3 separate regions of the Mus musculus genome follow, and all the other regions are linked to region 1. The links are chromatin contacts, found by POLR2A ChIA-PET in ENCODE. All regions are on one chromosome and are shown on one strand. The core of a region is the stretch at or near the end of the contact, and the rest is flanking DNA. Distances in the headings are between cores, read along the strand shown. Region 1 holds the start of Pycr2 (pyrroline-5-carboxylate reductase family, member 2). Region 2 holds the start of Ephx1 (epoxide hydrolase 1, microsomal). Region 3 holds the start of H3f3a (H3.3 histone A).

Region 1 (4,543 bases), core at 830-3,329:
TAGCATCAATGAGGTCTTCCTCCACCTCTGTGCAGAAGCCCACACTGCTCATCAGCTGCTCCAAAAGCTTGCCGTCTTCCACCAGAGCATGGGTGCCCGTGGCATACACGGTGGCCCCCTCTCGGACCACCACGGGCGTGTTGGTCATGCAGCGGATCACTTTGGGGGCCGGCTGGAAAGCCATCAGCTTCTAGAGGAGGAGAGCAAGCCAACTGAGTGTCCAGGACATAGCTCCCTCGGATCTGAGCCACTCCCAGGCCACCCCTCCTCTCACACAATGGGCACCGGGGCAACAGCACCTTCTCCACAGAACTGATGGTGACCCCGGCTGCACAGGAGACCACGATGTGCCTCTCCTGCACGTCGGCTCCAATCTCATCCAGGATGAAGGGGATGATGTGGGGCTTCACAGCCAGGAACAGGACGTCGCTGTGCCGCACAGTGTCCTTATTGCTTCGGGTCAGATTCACACCCATCCTCTGCAGTAAGGAGTAGGGGACCCTGTCCGTAATGCTAGGTAATATGGCTGAGCCCGTGCCACCCATAGAATAGCAGACCCTCTCTGTCAACTGTAGCCAACACTCTGTTCTGTGCCTTCAGGGCTCCGTGACTATCCCCAAATGGCAGCTTTCCTTTCCTGCCACCGGACAAATAGGTACAAAATGGTAAGCTGCTCCACCATGGCCAGGAAAGTGGCTGTCCCCTCAACCCCAGCAATCTCGAACCTCTCTGCCAGGTGAGAGAGAACTGATGGAAAGAGCTGAGCACCCAGAGTCTGGAAGCAGAGCTGCAAAGCCCACTCCCAACCTCACAGCTGTTTACCGGAGTAACAAGTCTCCACGGGGCCCCCTCTAGGGCTCTGAGGTGCATAGCTGGGGTCCTACAGCGTTGGGGACATAAGCCTATACTAGGCACAAACAGTATCCACAGTGCTTCATCTGCTCACCTGTCCCACATTGGCCAGATGTTAGAAGACTTGGGACATTAAGCTTTATTGAATAAAGAAACTACGTAACTCACCAAGTCCCCTAGCAACGCTGTCATTTACAACATCGGTAAGCAGAATTTTCCAGACTTAGAAGCCAACACGGGCTATGCAGTGAAATTCAAAGCAGACTAACAAAAAGAACCTTTTTTTTTAAAGAATTATTTATTTATTATATGTAAGTACACTGTAGCTGTCTTCAGACACTCCAGAAAAGGGCATCAGATTTTGTTAAGGGATGGCTGTGAGCCACCATATGGTTGCTGGATTGAACTCAGGACCTTCGGAAGAACAGTCTGTGCTCTTACCCGCTGAGCCATCTCACCAGCCCAAAAAGAACCTTTCTTATATGCCTACTTTCACCCCAGTAGGATCCGACACTAACTTTGCCTGGGAGCTCCCACCACACAAGGCTGCCTCAGAGAAGGTGCAGGGCTTACAATGATGACTTCCCTAAAGGAGAGTCGGAGCCTGCCAGACTCAGGGCATCTCCGGACACGCTTTTCCTGGGCCTCTTCCTCTTGCCCACTTCCCTCCATCCCTCCTAGCCTACCCTGAGCGCAGACACCGTGGGCAGGTCCATATCCGGGGAGCTGGCTATTATCTTGTGAGCCGACAGGACGCCTACAGAAAACAAAGTTTTTCAACTGTAGATCATGGCCCAATCATGCAGTCCATCAATGGAAGCCAACAGCAGCTCTAGCAGTGCCGGCCTCCGACGCTATGCTCCCAGCAGATGGATGCAAATCTACCATCCATTCACATTCACTCATCGCCCACCCACCCACTCACTCACTCGTTCACTCTGGTGAGAGGGAAGGCTGACCACGCGCTCACCCGCGGCCGTGAAGCCCCGCGCCAGAGCACAGGCCAGCTGGCCTGCGCCGATGAAACCCACGCTCATGGCCGCAGGATCCCGGCGAGCGCCGATCCGGGGACTCTGGGGATCCCGGGGTCAGTGTCCGCGCGTGGAAAAAGATGGACCCGAATTGCTCGGAACAGCTTTCAAACCGGGATGCACCAGATGAACTGCTAGAGAGGCCCCAAGTATCCCAGAGCATCCACCGCCAAATACGCAGCCTCCGGTTGGCCACGTGTCCAAGGCAACCAATCCGAGGCTCGGGTCTGGGGCGGACCAATCGGCATCGCCGTCAGGCCGTGCGCCCGCCTCCTGATCGCGCAGCGGGTGGAACCTGTTAGCTCCGCTGGTGCGGGTCTGCTTGGCCCTGCCTGGGACACTGGTAATTCCTGGTTAGAAGAGTTGGTTTCTAACTCTGGTTCAGGAGTGAGATCTCCAAAACGCCTATTAGAGATGTACCCCTCATGGACACCAGGCTACAGCTAGCCAGCTTCGGCATGCTCCTTCCGAAGTAGAACTAGGTAGAAAAGACGAATTACTAGATCATGATTTGTTGATTTATTTAGTGATTTCCTTAAAGCACTGCTTGCACGGCCTGTTGGCCAAGCATGACTTCTCTTGCTACCCGGAACAGGGCGACCTGGAGAAACAGCTGAGACAGTGAGAAATGACTGCTTGTTTGTCCACCCCACCTTGTGGTTTTAGAGTATACAAAGAGACCCAGCATCGAAGCTTTTCAGGAGCTGTCCCGAATCACCAGTGACATCTCCTCTCTTCCATTAGAATTGTATTGTTTATTCCCAGAAAGATTTCTCGAAACATGTCCAGACGCACCAGAGGGCTCAGGAACAGCCACAAGTTGGGTTTGACTTTTGGAAAGTGTTTCACTATGTAGCCCAGGCTGTTCTTGAACTAGTGACCTTCCTGCCTCATCCTCTTGAGGGATGGGATTATAGGCGTGTAGTACATACATTTCTATAGTATACCAATCATAAGCAGTTTCCCAACGCCACCGAAACGTTATTTTACACAAGATTCTAACGTGTATTTATTCCATTAATGGACGAACCAAACAGTTAAAGTGGAACGATTTTTTTTTTCTGGCCAGAATCTCTTGCTTTGTTGCCCAGGCTAGACTTAAGTTCCTGAACTCAATGGACCTTCCTACCAGTCTTCCTAGAATTGGAAACTACATACATACTATCTGCTTTCTTGTATTCTGCTACAGTGAGGTAGATGAATAGCTACCTTCCCACCCAGCCATTTGGGACACACCCTCCAGGAGTGCCCCACCCTGACCCTACCGTCCAGCCCTTCCCTTCCGGACCTCCCAGCCAATAGGAAAACCAGTTCAGCCTCCTCCCTCCCCTCTCCCCGGGTTCTCCGCCCCCAGCATCATTTTTATCAGTGCCTCAGGGCCTTCACCCTTGTCTTATCCTTAAGTAACACGCCTGCCCCTTCTGAGAATTAGGAAGAACCAGACAATGGGACAGAGTACTGAGGTGTCCCAGGCTAGGCAGATGGCCAATCTGCAGCAGCCAACCCTCCCTTAGCTCCCTGTATTACACAGGAATCCATGTCTATTACCCAAAAATTAGGTTCAGTAGAAAGCTATGTCTTTCTTTTTCTTTCTTCTTTCTTCTTTCTTCCTTCCTTTCTTTCTTTTTTCCTTTCTTTCTCTTCTCTCTCTCTCTCTCTCTCTCTCTCTCTCTCTCTCTCTCTCTCTCTCTTTCTTTTTCAGTATTTCAGATGAAACCCCGGCCTTTTACATATCAGGCGTGGGCTCACCGTCTTCAGTCTCACCATCGAAGGAGAACCAATATGACAGTTTTTGGAGAATAGCTCTCTATTTCCTTTGAAGACATCTGAGAATAGATTTAAATCTTGATGTCTTTGTTAGAACACTTCAGCGAGATAAGCCAGGACAGGTTGTGCAGATCTTGCAATGGCTGGAGTCTAGAGGCAGAGGCAGGATGTTTGAGAGTTCCAGGCCAGTCTGGGATATATGACAGAAGAAACCCTGCCTCGAAAAAATAAATTATGGGCTGGTGAGATGGCTCAGTGGGTAAGAGCACTGACTGCTCTTCCGAAGGTCCTGAGTTCAAATCTCAGCAACCACATGGTGGCTCACTACCATCCATAATGAGATCTGACACCCTCTTCTGGTGTGTCTAAAGTCAGCTACAGTGTACTTATTTATAATAATAAATAAATCTGTGGGCCACAGCAAGCAGGGACTGAGGGAGCAGGGTTGATCAGAGCGAGCGGGGCAGACCAGAGTGGGTGGGGTTGACCAGAGGAAGCAGAGGTCCTAAAGTCAATTCCCAGCAACTACATGAAGGCTCACAACCAGTTAAAGGGTACTCATATACATAAAATAAATAAATCTTTAGAAAAAAAAGAAAAAATGAATTAAAGTTCCAGTTTATTGTTGGAAGGCTGGGAATATAACTCATTCAGTATCGTGCATGAAGGACGGGGCTCCTTCCCCTCCACTGCATTACCCATGAGATGGTGCAATCCCAGCATTTGAGAGGCTGGTTATTAGGGGCACAAGTTCAAGGTCACCCATGTCTATACAGCCTGCCTGGGGACCAAGTCTCAAACAAACCAACAAAAGATTAGGCAACATTATTTCCTATGTAGGACAGACTAAGATAACCAATTTTAAAGACAAAACTGATGAAACTTTTTCATCT
Region 2 (4,543 bases), core at 786-3,285, 110 kb before region 1:
GAGAGACAGAGAGAAAGGAGAGGAGTAGAGGGCGGCCATGAGCACGTGGGAAGGGGAAGGGAATGGGGAGAGAAGGGACAGATTAGGTAAGAGGGTAAAGGAGTAAGAGGGTGAGGAGGGGCCAGACAGCCTCTTTGATACTGAGTCAGGCATACCTGGTTGTTGCCAGGTAACTGTGGGGCAGAGCCTAGAAAAAATGCTAACGTGGAACATTTTGTTAATTAGTGATTGATGGATATGAGTGGACCCAGCCCACCAGCCATCTGGACAGATGTGTCCTTAGCTGTGTAAGGAAGCAGGCTGAGCAAGCCATAAAGAGCAAGCCAGAAACAGTGCCCTCTGGTCCAGTTCCTGCCTTCAGGTTCCTGTCCTGAGTTTCTGTCCTGACTTCCCTCAGGGATGGAGTGTGTCTGAGTTTCCAGCTGAAACCAATCCCTTCTTCCCTGTGCTGCTTTGATCACGATATTTTATCTTAGCAGTAGGAGACCTAACTAAGACAAGTAGGTTTATCACATTCACAGGATGATACATCCATCACCAGCAACTAGTGTTATGGTTTTGTCTTTTCTTTTCTTTTCTTTTCTTTTCTTCTTTCTTTCTTTTTTTTTTATTTTTAGTTATTTTCTTATTTTTTGAGACAATGTAATTTTTTTTATTTATTGTTATATGTAAGTACTGTAGCTGTCTTCAGACACACCAGAAGAGGGCATCAGATCCCATTACAGATGGTTGTGAGCCACCATGTGGTTGCTGGGATTTGAACTCAGGACCTTCCGAAGAGCAGTCGGTGCTCTTAACCTCTGAGCCATCTCACCAGCCCCTTTCTTTCTTTTTCAAGACAGGGTTTCTCTGTGTGACCCTGGCTGTCCTGGAACTTTCTCTGTAGACCAGGCTGGCATCATAGTCAAAGATCTGCCTGCCTCTGGCTCCTACTCAAGGAATGCTGGGAATAAAGGTGTAGCCACCATTGCCCAGCACATTAGAATGTTTCCATCTACACTTTGTTAAGAACAATACGTTTACTGCTTTGCTGAATGGCTGGAGGCAGCGCTCCTGTGGGAACAGTTTAGAGGGCGCTATGAAACAAGCCTGGACTATACACTGCAGAGGAGGACGGCAGGTGTGCAAACGGTGTGCTGGGGAGGGGAAGGAGCTGCAGTACCTGGAAATCCCAGGTTCCCAGAGAGGATTGAGGACACACTATCCAGGAGTTCCACGGAGGCAGGAATGAGTTGAATGTGTTCACTGGAGAGAAACCGGCTCTCCGTTAGAACGGAGAGGGTTTGGGCCATGATGAGCAGCGAAGGAGGCTGGAGATCAGAGGTGAGAGGTGAAAATAGGATCCCTACGCTTCACATGTGTGTAGGATGATAAACCTGGACCCCGCGGCAGGCACTGCTAGGCCCTCACAGTGGTGTGCCTGGTCATCTTGTCTGTGTGGCTGCTGAAGCCTGAGAAGGTTCTAGGCGAGTCTTAGGAGGGCCGCGGGGGTAAAGACAGGGCACTGGGCAGGCTGGCTAATGGAGAGCAGGTTAGCCCCAAGGGTGCCAGGAACTGTGGTTGTCCTACTCCTGCTTGCTGGCTAGGCAGCGCTCTCTCCCTCCTCCCTGTGCTGGCCTCTGCTTGGTGTCCATGCCTCCTGGGCTTCAGATCAGCCAGCCTCACAGGGTGCACTTAACGACAAACTTCAGGTTTGTGTGTTCATTCCACACTTCACTATTTTATTTGTGGTTCTGGGAATGAACTCCAGCGCCTTGCCCACGCGAGACACTCTACCCTCAAGCTTTATCCCCAGATGTTTGCTCACTGACTGGTTCGCTTATAAAATGGTTACAACGAACTGCTAGGAAGGTGAGAGGAAGGCTGTAGCACCAGGCCAGCTTGGGCTCTTGTGTGTAGAGTCCACAGACTGCAGAGTTTAAACTGCCAATACCCTGTTCAGAACAGCAGACTTTGCCAGAATAGGTGAAACACCTTAGCTAGATGCTCAGCTAGCCTTGGCCAACCAGCCAACTCGGGGGTGGGGCCAAGGCCTGGGCGGGGCTAGTGGGGGCGGGGCTAACAGGCAGCTGGTGTCACCAGCTCAGCAGCAGGCAAAGAGGCTCAAGAGGAGTTTGAGAGTGGAGGAACTGCACACCAGCCGCCGCGGGAGTAGGAACCCGAGAGCGACCCTGACAGTAAGCTCCGGGGACAGCAGCGGCACTCCAGCGTGAGAGTTGCGAGGGCTTCGCGTATCTCCCGCAGCTAAATGCGCTTCCCCTTATCCTAAGACCGATCCAGGCGTGCAATAGGCCATGCTTCTTAGTCCTGCATCTGATGCTCCATCCTCTTCCAGGGGCGTCAACCCCTTGCTTGCGCTTCGGAAGCAAGGGGTGGGTGCTGCGCCTGACAGCGATGCTGGCTCCTCAGCCCCCTGGTTTCCCCGCCCGCCCGCCCCCCCATGCATGTTTGTCCCTTGGGTTCCAGGCTTGCTACTTGCCCAGGCACCTGAGCCAATCCAGGTAGCTGAGGGCGCCGTCCAAGTGACTCTTAATTTTAACTTCTCCAGTCTGCACCTCCCGTCATTTAAACTTCCGGCGGCCAGAAGTCTGGATAGCCTTTCTGGCATCTGGTTGGCGGGATCAGGAGGGAGGTGGAGGGATCCGGTATGTATGCATGCGCGTTGACAGTAGGGCTGTGCCTTTGCTGGCATTCTGTGCTGCTGGCAGGATTGTAGAGATGGACATCTGCGACATTTGCTTCTCTGCCTCCGATTTCGGCCTGATCTTTTTTTTAAAGTCGCAGAGCCCCAGAGGCTCACATTGTTTTTACTGTGACAGTGACTTCCTCCCTCAAGTGGAGGCTTTCACTGGCTGTGCGTGGTCTGACTTCACACAAGACTTGAAGCTGAGGGGGCTGGGGGGAAGGGTGGAACAAAAACGTGGGCGTGTTCAGCAAAGACTTTCCATTCCCTAATACCCACACCAGGCGGGCCACGTGAGGGCTTCCTGTGTCCCTAAAGAAGTATGTTCAGTGCAACCGTGCTCAACGACACGGACTGACTGTTCAGACACTGCCCCCCACCCACCCACCCTGGGGATAGCAGGGAATGTGTTCTCATGGGCTCTGGGAGCTTTTGAATGCAGACAACAAACAAAATTCAAGGTCCTGGGTCAGATCCCCAACACCACATAATAAATAAACATATCTTTGTAAAATATAAATTATATTTGTGAGCTGTAGGAAATAGGAGGTCATAAAGAGGGAGCAGGACTGTTGACTAGAGAGGAAGAGGCCACACTTTCACACTCCAGAGGGTCAGGAGGGTCAGGAGTGCGCCTCACTACTCAGTATCCAGCTGCACAAGGCTGAGGAGAACATGCAAAGGCCCTGAGGCAGAGGTGCGCCTGCTGTGGGTGGCTTTTATGTCCTCAGTTGCCCTCTGGAAGAGAGACCAGAGTCAGTGAGGAGGCTCCAAGCTTTCAGCTGCCCCTCCGACCAAGAAAACAAGATTTCCCTAGACCCTCGGGTGCTCCTGGAGTCAGCTGGGTGACCTTCAGCACCATCCCTAATCCCCATGTTATCTGGTGTGACTGCACCAGCCTTTGGCTGTGCCTTACACACCTGCTGCCCAGATGAACTGAGAGGGAAATGCATGGGGAACAGAGGGAGGGATTTTTAGTGAAAGGGTGAGAGCCTCCACCAGACCCCTGGGGTCCAGTTTCTGCCCAGAGCCCAACTAGAGCACAGTGGTACCCACAAAAAGCCCTGTAAGGATGAGTAGTGTCTCTCCTCCATGCCCAGCAGCTCCAGCATGCCCAGGCATAGCCCTACTGATCTGGTGCCTCCACCCTTTTTGTTTTTTGTTTCCCCTGGGATCCTGGCCCTGGATCAAGTATTTGAAGGGCAGAGGCCCAAGTTCCACTTCCTGGTTCTTGTTTTAAGACCTCAGAGTATGGGAACACAGCCTGGCTGGAGGGATGAGGGACAACAGAGAATAAGATTGGAGGCAGGAGAGCCACTAGTCAGTGCCACTGGCCTTTTGGGGTTACCTGCAGGGGGTCTTCAGGCCAAGCTAGTATCATGGTGGAGTCACCAGGGAGCTGTGTTGATAAGACTGGGAAAGGATGTCCAAGAGGGAGCCCAGCCTCAGCCAGGAACCTTCTCCTGCATGGTGGTGCCCAGGGAATGGGGGGGGGGGGGAGGCGTCTGGCTCTCCATCCTCAGACATAATCAATTTCACAAACTGGTTCAAAGGAGCAAAGTGCCCTGCTACCAGGGCTTATTGATTTACTGAGGAAAACCACAGTTCATGCTTTCTCCCCAGAGAGCAACTGTTTTCCCTCTCAGAGTGTCTAGCGTGCTCCTTCCACCATTACAGGCCTGGGGTGACATCTGACTCCTGGCCCAGTGCCTGCCTTCCCTTGACTGCTACTTGGCCATCCTCACTTTCCTGTGGAGCCAAGCCACGGTGCAGAGCCACACCTATGCGCTCTTCCAAGGCTGAGGGGTTCACTTTAGGGGGACAGTGTTGTTTCAGCTGTGTTACTAAAATGTCTTTACA
Region 3 (4,543 bases), core at 1,240-3,739, 91 kb after region 1:
CCGGGTCTGATTCTGAACTGCTAGGATTATAGGCATGCACCATCACATCTAGCTTTGCCAATTTATCCTATCCTTTCACTTATAAGCAAATCCTAATTAGCGGCCATAATTATCTTATTCTAGGCAAAGATTTTAACCTGATTTTAAGCTCTTGCTCCCCTCTTTCCATTACGATAAACTCCAAATGTTGAGGGGTGGCTGAGCTCCAGGAGTGGAGTCTGTCCTCTGGGGCTGTTGGCATGTGCCTTTAATCCCAGCACTTAGAAAGCAGGCAGATCCCTGGGAGGTGGGGGCCAGCCCGCTGGTCTACATGTCTACATGTCAGTTCCAGGCTAAACCAAGAGCTACACGGGGAGACTCTAAGACAACAAAAGACTAACCTCTGGTGCCCCTTAAGAATCCTTGAAAAGAAAAAGGCTTTTTCTCCCCCCCAGGAGCAGCTCTCCTAGCGGCGCCATGAATTGGAAATAAAGCCTGTTTCTATTAGCTACAGTCGTTTGCCATCCTCGGGGCTCCAAAGCATCCTGTCCCCTGGCCAAGTGCAGCTTCCCTGTGCAAGGCGATGCTTCTAGAGAAGGACTCAATCAGGGCTGGACCGGTACCGGTGCTGTTCACTGAAGCACTCCCAGTCTTCCAAAAATTGTTCGGAGCAGAATTGGCATGCCATATATATATATATATGGCATATATATATATATGGCAAATCTGGAAACTTCCTGATTACTAAGAGGATAACCAGTCATATTTCCAGAAAGAGCTTGCGGACTACCATCACACAAGTAACTACTATTTCCATGTCAGAGATGGGCAACTTCAGTCGGTTCACAGAACCCACAATCCACACGAAGTAGTTCACCAGACAAGGTCCTTCCATCCCTTAGAAACATCTGCTTAAAGCCAGGAAGAATGTATGAGGAAACCTAGCATACATAGATAGTACTATCTATGACAAGCTAACATTTCTTGAAGATATGACTGATTCAATTGATATGTAACAGCCTTCTTGGATAAATCCAGCAACAAATATTTTAGTTTCCTGAAAACAAAACACAAACAAGCAAGAGGGGAAAAAATGCTTCTTGGCTCAAATTATAGGAATTTTTCACTGGCAGCTCTGTGGAGGGTTTTTTGCATATGTGCATTTAGGGTAGTATCGCAGATTGCATGTGTTCATCAACACTTAACACTCATTAAATAATAATGAAACAGGAGGCCTGGGTTGTTGTTTTTTTTCCCTCTAGGGTCTGTTCCTCAGTTCAGTGACCTTGGCCAAATCCATTTCTTCTCTCATATCTGATTTCCACATATCTGTTTCAGGATAATGTTCATGATAAGACTGCTTTGAGAGGTCTTCAGATTACATGTATGCTACTGTCCTTCATCAGTACCCTACGGGACCTTTGTGACTCTTCTACCGAAAGCCTTCACCCAGAGTTGTGTAGCCTGGTCAATACCACCTGGGGACGGTTCAGATGTTTGTGGGTCACTTAATGAGAACTTGAGCTATGCAGTCTGTTGCCCAAGCTACTGGGCAGAAGGAAAGCGGGAAACAGCTTTTCCTTCTACCTGCCGTTTCAGCCTCCTGTGTCTGACATTAGACTCTTATGTCACGAGATTTCTGCAGCGCTCCTCCAAACAGCGAAGGGGTGGAAAGGCCTACTCTGCCTTAGACTGCTACAGCTGTGTTGCACATTGTCTCAGAGGCTTACAAAATAACAGCCATCTTGCACCAAGAACCGCGGCCTAGGAAGAGGGCGAGCCCTGTCCCTCGGCCCCGGTGCCACCACCTGCGACGCGCTGACAGTCTCCGCACTGCCCCGCAGGCTGCCCCTCCTCTCCCGGGGCTAGAGTCTGCGACCGACTTGTCCTCAGGCGACTTGGCCCGAGCCTCCGGACCGGCCCGCGCTCGGCGGGGAGCGAAGGCGGGAAGAGGCCCGCGGGTCCCCCGCCCCTGGCGCGCCGCGCGGTCCGAAAGTGGGCGCGGGACTGGGGCTTCCACTTTGCCAGCTAGCTTCCCGCTTGGGCGCGTTTTCAACTGGGGCGCGGCGACCGTACGGTCCCGGCCTTCTCCCCGCCCCCACACGGGCCGGGAACCTCGGGGGCGCGCGCGGGGGCGATGCCCCTCCCCCCGCAGGCCGGGCGCTGGTCCGCAGCCCGCGCCGCCCTCCCCGCCCCCACACCCCCCGCTGTGCACCCCAAAGCTGGGCTTCGGGGGCTCACTTAACGCCTGCGTCCGACGGGGAGGGAGTGTGGGCCGGGGACGGACTAGGGCAGACGGCCCCTCGGCGGGCCCCTCGGCGTGTCTTTTGTGTTTGTACACACCGCGAGAGGCGGCGGGAGGAATGGGCGGGCGGCGCGCGGGGGAGGAGCGAGCGCGCGCCAGCGAACGAGCGCGCGGGGGGAGGGGAGGGGCGGGGCGCGCGGGGGCCCTGGGCGGGGCCGAGCCTTCCCTCCATTGTGTGTGATTGGCTGGAGCGCGGCGCGGGGCGGGGCGGCGTGTGTAGGGGAAAGCCTCGGTGTCAGCCATCTTTCAATTGTGTTCGCAGCCTTCGCCGCGCCGCTGCCGCTCTCCAACGCCAGCGCCGCCTCTCGCTTGCCGAGCTCCAGCCGAAGGAGAAGGGGGGTAAGTTTCTCCGTTTGCCCGCCTTCCCGGAGCCGGGCTCCGCTCGCCGTCGGCCTCGTAGGGGCCCACGGAGGCACCCACAGTCCCCCCGGGCTCGACCCGCAAACTTTTTGGCGCAGAAATGGAGATGGGGAGCGAGTTTGCCTTCCGCGGGCGGTGGCGGCGGCGGCTCCCCGGTCTCTCCGTCTCAGCCCAGCAGTGGCACCGCCGCGGCGTCGAGCCTGTCTCCCTCCGGCGCCGCGGGCTCCTCTTTCTTCGGTGAAATCCCTCCCGCTGCCCCTTCCCGGGACCCCAGACCTTCACCATGTCCCGCGCGAGCCTCTTAACTGCCGCCTCCGGGTCCCAGGCCCCAGTTTTTCGGGCGCAAAGGGGGTAAAATCGCCGCCGCTTTCCACCCCGGGCTAACTCGCTTTTTGCTGCCTCTCCACAGTTGTGCCTGAGCTTCACCATCTTGTCTCTCTTCTCTGGTCACCGACCATATTTTTTTTCCCCCCGTTTCTCTCTTCCCCATTTTAAAATGGAAGGAAAAAATTTTAAGAACATTTTTTTGCCTTTTTTGGAGAAAAAGAAACGATGCTTATGAAATGCAGAAAACAAAAAAAAAGAACTTTTGCATTTTTGGAGAGCGGCACGTGGCAGGGGATGGGGTATTTTCGAACGATTTGCTGTTTGTCTCTCTGGAAGGGAATCGGATACGTTTCCAATTGTTTCCATTTTGTGCTAGTCTTCGGGAGCCGAGTCGCTCGTTGCCAGCGCGGGGTGCGGGGACCGAGACGGGCAGGTCCGGTACCCCGAACCTAGGGACCCAGGGGAGGCAGAACCAAAAGTTTATGTGGTGCTGGGTGGGCCGGGCGGCCGGTGTCGAGCGCTAATTAAGCCTGGGTGCGGGGCAGTCGGCTTCCATAGCGAAGCCCGGGAGGGGGACGGGCTTTGTGGAATGCTCACTGGCGATGGCTGTTGTTCTTGCATTTCGAGACGCCTTTTTGTCAACATAACTATAAAGAAACAAACCTCAAGAATGTTTTTAGATATTTACAGCAACCCAACTGCCAGGCGCGAGAGGGGGGCAGCAAACCGAGCGGGGGGGGGGCGCTGAAACCTTTTTCTTTCTTTTTTTTCTTTTTCTTTTTTTTTTTTTTGGCTGTAATTTGACTCGACCTTTCTGTGTTTGTGGCTTCGTTCATTTGACTTGTTTGTGATCGAATGTTTGCAGACGTTTCTAATTTCTACTTTAATTAAATGAATTGGATCGAAAGCCATGGTGGGGGGCGTCTCTCTGGTTTTGGCTGTTTTATCGCTCGGAAATAGCTTTATAAAGTATAAATGCTGACAATTTTCTAGTTTGTTTTAAATCATGTTTGGGCGATAGATGTAATCCGCGCCCTTCCAAACTAATTATATAACAGTCCCCCCCCCTCCCCCATACTGATTAATTTCCAGATTTGGGGGGGGGGGGTTCTGGCAGGAATACTGTTATGTTTTAGTTGAATCCGATATTTTTTGTTTTTTAAACACTGATAGGTAAGTAAGGAGGTGTCCTTACCATGGCTCGTACAAAGCAGACTGCCCGCAAATCCACCGGTGGTAAAGCACCCAGGAAACAACTGGCTACAAAAGCCGCTCGCAAGAGTGCGCCCTCTACTGGAGGGGTGAAGAAACCTCATCGTTACAGGTATTTCTAAAACGTCGAGCAGTGGGATAGTGTCTAAGCAGTATGTCCGTGTAATTTAACAGGAAGATAGTCATACTTTTTGCTATGGGGAAAAGATGTTTCTCTCTTTTGAATGATTATTACTACTTGAATATGTATGCATATGTTTGTGAACACATGTATCTTAGTATTCAGTTTGATAGATAACATTACATTTTGAAGCTGTAATCTGATCTAAAAGCCTAAAAAGTCATAGTATAGTCAACTAG

Evidence for each region. ChIA-PET counts read pairs that join two places held with the same protein, here RNA polymerase II (POLR2A).
Region 2: POLR2A ChIA-PET joins it to region 1 with 11 read pairs in embryonic stem cell. The contact joins the promoter of Ephx1 here to the promoter of Pycr2 in region 1. POLR2A ChIA-PET finds 5 or more read pairs at or near these places in 3 of 5 experiments (Patski and embryonic stem cell).
Region 3: POLR2A ChIA-PET joins it to region 1 with 15 read pairs in Patski. The contact joins the promoter of H3f3a here to the promoter of Pycr2 in region 1. POLR2A ChIA-PET finds 5 or more read pairs at or near these places in 3 of 5 experiments (Patski and embryonic stem cell).

What each region holds. Positions count from the first base shown.
Region 1 is chr1:180,901,810-180,906,352 of GRCm38, reverse strand. It overlaps Pycr2 (pyrroline-5-carboxylate reductase family, member 2), which reads right to left and starts at 2,079. Exons shown (of 7, transcript NM_133705.2): 1 at 1,823-2,079; 2 at 1,539-1,609; 3 at 300-479; 4 at 1-190. The coding sequence starts at 1,889.
Region 2 is chr1:181,015,061-181,019,603 of GRCm38, reverse strand. It overlaps Ephx1 (epoxide hydrolase 1, microsomal), which reads left to right and starts at 2,035. Exons shown (of 9, transcript NM_010145.3): 1 at 2,035-2,177.
Region 3 is chr1:180,811,551-180,816,093 of GRCm38, reverse strand. It overlaps H3f3a (H3.3 histone A), which reads left to right and starts at 2,489. Exons shown (of 4, transcript NM_008210.5): 1 at 2,489-2,623; 2 at 4,145-4,295. The coding sequence starts at 4,168.